Linked DNA regions of Homo sapiens: region 2 is linked to region 1. A link is an interaction called in ENCODE POLR2A ChIA-PET data of the cell type or tissue named here. Cell type or tissue: PC-9. All regions are shown on one strand.

Region 1 (2,500 bases):
CCAGTTCAAGAGATTCTCGTACCTCAGCCTCCCGAGTAGCTGGGATTACAGGCATGCACCACCATGCCCAGCTAATTTTTGTATTTTTAGTAGAAACGGGGTTTCACCATGTTGGCCAGGCTGGTCTCAAACTCCCCACCTCAAGTGATCTGCCTGCCTTGGCCTCCCAAAGTGCTAGGATTTCAAGTGTGAGCCACCATGCCCAGCCAATTTTTTGAGAGGGAGTCTTGCTATGTTGTCCAGGCTGGTCTCAAACTCCCAGCCTCAAGTGATCCTCCCACCTCGGCCTCCCAAAGCACTGGGATTACAGGCATGAGCCACTGTCCCTGGCCTATCTCTATTTTAAAGATGAAGAAAGCAAGGCACAAAAAGGTTAGGAGTCTGCCTAAGGGAACACACAGCTTGGAGGTGGAAGAGGCAGATCTCAAACCCGGGCAGTCTGGCTCCAGGGTCCACCTGCTCACAACTGCCCAGGCTGCTTCCCAGCACTTCCCTACCTGCCCTGGGGACCCAAACAAGTATCATCCCATTTAACAGTTCAGGACACTGTGGCTCACAGAGGCAAAATGACTTGCCCAAGGTTGCACGGCTGAGATTCAGACCCAGGCCAAGACTATAACCAGTGGGAGGCTGAGTGGGGAGGATCGCTTGAGCCTCAGAGGTTGAGACTACAGTGAGCTGTGATCCTGCCACTGCTCTCCAGCATGGGCAACGAGCAAGACTCTGTCTCAAAAAACAAAAAACGTAGGCTGGGTGTGGTGGCTCACACCTGTAATCCCAGCACTTTGGGATGCCGAGGCAGGTGGATCATGAGGTCAAGAGATAGAGACCATCCTGGCCAACATGGTGAAACCCCGTCTCTACTAAAAACACAAAAATTAGCTGGGCGTGGTGGCGCACACCTGTAGTCCCAGTTACTCAGGAGGCTGAGGCAGAAGAATCGCTTGAACCTGGGAGGCAGAGGTAGTAGTTAGCTGAGGTCATGCCACTGCACTCCAGCCTGGACAGCAGAGTGAGACTCCTCCTCAAAACAAAACAAAACAGAGCAAAACAAACAAAATAACCTGGTACACAGGAGGTGCTCCATAATGAACGAATGAGTGGGTAATGACTTCATAGCCCAAGCTTTTAAGCCCTGTAATTCAGAAAGGATCATTCTCTATTCACCACCAGCCCCAATCTGAATGCCCTATGCTTCTCCTTCCCTGTGTGTGAAGAACTTAGCCCTGGACTTCCTGTGCTGTGTAACCCTGAAATGGCTCCTGCCCTCTCTGATAATGGAAATAATATAGTCCTACTCCACATTAACAAGCATGTCCTACTTGCCACCCTCAGCATGAAGTGCTTTGCCTCAAAACAGCTTTGGAAGGTGGGGACATTAGGGTCCTTTTTTCCAGATGACAGGTGGGAGGCTCAGAGAGGGAAAGTCATTTGCCTGAGATCGCATAGCTGGTAAATGATTCAGCCAGGTATGCCTCATTCTAGAGCTTCTCCTGCTCCACTATGTATCACAGTGGGCCGGCCCCTGAAAACTACATTTCCCAGGCTCCCTTTCCTAGTGGTTTCCTCTTGGGATTTGCCAATGGGAGGTAGGCCCTTATGGGAGACTGGCAGGTAGCGGGGAGAAAGGGAGAAGCCAGGGTATTTCACCCTCTCTCTGCTTCTGGTATTCCCTTGGTGGTGGTTGTGTCGCCCATGTGTGCGTGTGTGTGTTTTAATTTTTTTTTTTTTTCAGACGGAGTCTTGCTCTGTCGCCCAGGCTGGAGGGCAGTGGCACGATCTCGGCTCACTGCAATCTCCGCCTGTGAGGTTCAAGCGATTCTCCTGCCTCAGCCTCCCGAGTAGCTGGGATTACAGGTGCCTGCCACCACGCCTGGCTAATTTTTGTATTTTTAGTAGAGGTGGGGTTTCGCTATGCAGATCAGGCCAGTCTCGAACTCCTGACCTCATGTGATCCACCCGCCTTGGCCTCCCAAAGTGCTGGGATTACAGACGTGAGCCACCACGCCCAGCCATGTGTGTTTTATTTTTTTAAGACAAAGTCTCACTCTGTCACCCAGATTGGAGTGCAGTGGCATGATCATAGCTGACTGCAACCTCTGCCGCACAGACTCAAGTGATTCTCCCACCTCAGTGTCCCAAGTAGCTGGGACTACAGGCGTGTGCCACCATGCCCAGCTAATTTTTTGTTACTATTATTATTTTTTTTTTCATAGACATGTGGTTTCACCATATTGCCTAGGCTGGTCTCAAACTCCTGGACTCAAGCGATCTGCTGCCTCGGCCTCCCAAAGTGCTATTCTGGGTTTTTAGCTCCCACAGAGCAGCCTCTAACTCTGTGATACCAGCTCCTGCCTGGTGTCCCTAGCTGTGGATTCTGGTAACACCACTTGCTCCCTCTACCCTTCAGGCCTAGCGGGGGAAGTGACTTCCTGCTGCTGCTCATCTCTGGTTTCCCTCCCTGCCCCCAGTTGTTCCTTCAACCCGTCTCCCACCTTTG
Region 2 (2,500 bases), 470 kb after region 1:
CTGCCTGCCCTATCCCAGCCCTGACCCCTCTGCCTGTGTTCTCCATCCCACCCCGATCCCTCTGCCTGCCCCCCCAGTACTGGCCCTGACCCTCTGGGGCTCTCCCCTGCTGGCTCTGACCCCTGTCTCCCGGTGCTTCACCATCAAGCCCTGACCTTCCTGAGGTGTCACTGTCTGGAAGTGGGTCTGTCCTTCCACCCTCACCCACTGAACTGTGAGCTCCATGAAGGTTGGGCCTAGGGCTGTCTCCAACACTGTGTCTCTAGCACCATCTAGGACAGGAACAGGCCAACCAGAGTCTACCCATCAGCAGCATGACAAGGCCCCACAGTCAGAAAATCAGAGCTGAATTCACACCCACACCTCTCTGATGGCAAAACCTCCTTTAAACCTGGAGGTTGCAAAACAGGGGAACACAGGCAGATCTCAAGCCACCAGATGTGGGTGGTTTGGCCAACACAATGTTTTCAAATGAGTTTATACTTGCAAACCTTTTTTGTTTTTTTCTTTGAGACAAAGTCTCTCTCTGTCCCCCAGGCTGGAGTGCAGTGGTGTGATTGCAGATCACTGCAGCCTCGAACTTCTGGGCACAAGTGATCCTCCTGCCTCAACCTCCTGAGTACCCCAGACCACAGGCACATACCACCACACCCAGGCTTTTTTTTTTTTTTTTTTTTTGTAGAGGCAGGGTCTCACTCTGTTACACAGGCTGGTCTAAAACTCCTGATCTCAAGTGATGCTCCTACCTTGGCCTCCCAAAATGCTGGGATTACAGGTGTGAGCCATTGTGGTTGGCCCTTGCAAACCTTTTGGTGTGGGTTGTCAGTATGCTGCACTCCCCTTAACACCAGTACCTGTTACTCAAGGATCTACCCCATCCCATCTCCTGTATTCAAAAATGTGCCTTTCACCGGGCGCAGTGTCTCACGCCTGTAATCCCAGTACTTTGGGAGGCCGAGGCAGTCGGATCACAAGGTCAGGAGTTCGAGATCAGCCTGGCCAATATGGTGAAACCCCGTCTCTACTAAAAATATAAAAATTAGCCAGGCGTTGTGGCGCACACCTGTAGTCCCAGCTACTCGGGAGGCTGAGGCAGAAGTTGCAGTGAGCCGAGATTGCGCCACTATACTCCAGCCTGGGCAACAGAACAAGACTCCGTCTCAGAAAAAAAAAAAAAAAAGTGCCTTTCACCTAGGGCCATCTAGGGTTGCAATCTCTACATTAAACCAATACCCAGGAAGGTGCGGTAGGAGGAAAAAATAAATAAAATAATTAATTTAAAAAACCAATACCCTGTGCGGCCTCCTGACGGTAGGCGAAACCTTAGCGGCCAACATTAATCTAGCACCCACTCTGTGGCGGGTGCTAAGGACTTTCCACAATCTCCCTTAATCATCACAGCACACTGTGGGGCAGAAACACTGTGATCCCACTTTCCAGATGAAGAAACTGAGAACCAGTGTAATCACATAGCTCACTGATGGCAACACTTAGTTTTGTTGTTGTTTTGTTGTTGTTGTTGTTTTTGGAGACAGTGTCTTGCTCTGTCTCCCAGACTGGAGTACAATGGCGTGATCACAGCTCACTGCAGTCTTAAACTCTCAGGCTCAGGTGATCCTCCTGCCTCAGCCTCCACTGTAGCTGGGACTACAGCCATGAGCCACCACACCCAGCTAATTTTTTAAATTTTTTATAGAGATAGGATCTCACTGTGTTGTCCAGGCTGGTCTCAAACTCCTGGGCTCAAGCAGTCCTCCCACCTTGGCCTCCCAAACTGCTGGGATTACAGGTGTGAGCCACTACACCCAGCCAACACTCAAATTTGAACCCAGACTTCTGAACCTCCACGTTCCCCTGCTGGGTACAGCCACTGAGAGCCAGTAAACCCATGGTCCCTGTGGACTGTCCACCCCCACCACCACCTGGTCCACGACACAGCCCTCACCATTCTCCTGGGCAAAGCGGGAGGCCTCCAGGAAAGTGACCTCCCGCTCAGGGTCCAGGTCCTTCTTGTTGCCACAGAGGATGACCACGATGTTGGGGCTGGCCAGGGTGCGGGCATCCGTCAGCCAGGCAGCCAGTGAGTTGTATGTCTCCCGGCTGTGGAGAAGGGAGAAGGGAGGGAGGCAGTGCAGGAGAGGAACCACCCATGCCCTACCCCACCCACCCCGGGCACCCACCTGGTGATGTCGTACACCAGCAGGGCTCCAGCCGCCCCTCGGTAATAACTCCGCGTCACTGACCTGTGGGGCCAGGGGGACCCAGTCACCCCCAAGGCTGGGGTCTGCCCCGAGAATGCCCCCCTCTACAGAGACAGACTGGTGGTTCGGAGGCCCCCCCCTTCACTGCTGGCCCATCCCCCAAAACCTGGCCTTGGTCGGGTCACCATGCAATTCCTCTCTCTTCTTGCATCCTTGAAGTCCCTCTCTCTTCGCCTCTCTCAGCTTCTATCTCACTTAGCTGGCCAGCTGTCTCTATTTATGAATCTCCATTTTTGTCT

What was found. ChIA-PET counts read pairs that join two places held together with the same protein. Peaks named below come from ENCODE experiments on the same cell type or tissue, not always from the same donor. Only the 100,000 strongest peaks of a DNase experiment are listed, where the experiment ranks them.
Region 2: POLR2A ChIA-PET joins it to region 1 with 7 read pairs; 3 of 35 experiments call an interaction of 5 or more read pairs at or near these places.

The regions. Positions count from the first base shown.
Region 1 is chr19:41,248,988-41,251,487 of GRCh38, reverse strand. All of the region lies in intron 14 of AXL (AXL receptor tyrosine kinase), which reads right to left. Among named protein-coding and RNA genes, the nearest start is that of HNRNPUL1, 14 kb to the left of the region's middle. In PC-9, no CTCF peak of the experiment used is centred here; a DNase peak (open chromatin) is centred at 1,537.
Region 2 is chr19:40,783,521-40,786,020 of GRCh38, reverse strand. RAB4B (RAB4B, member RAS oncogene family) reads right to left here. Exons shown (of 8, transcript NM_016154.5): 4 at 2,181-2,243; 5 at 1,946-2,100. It overlaps MIA-RAB4B (MIA-RAB4B readthrough (NMD candidate)), which reads right to left. Exons shown (of 10, transcript NR_037775.1): 6 at 2,181-2,243; 7 at 1,946-2,100. RAB4B-EGLN2 (RAB4B-EGLN2 readthrough (NMD candidate)) reads right to left here. Exons shown (of 12, transcript NR_037791.1): 4 at 2,181-2,243; 5 at 1,946-2,100. Among named protein-coding and RNA genes, the nearest start is that of RAB4B, 6.5 kb to the right of the region's middle. In PC-9, no CTCF peak of the experiment used is centred here; no DNase peak of the experiment used is centred here.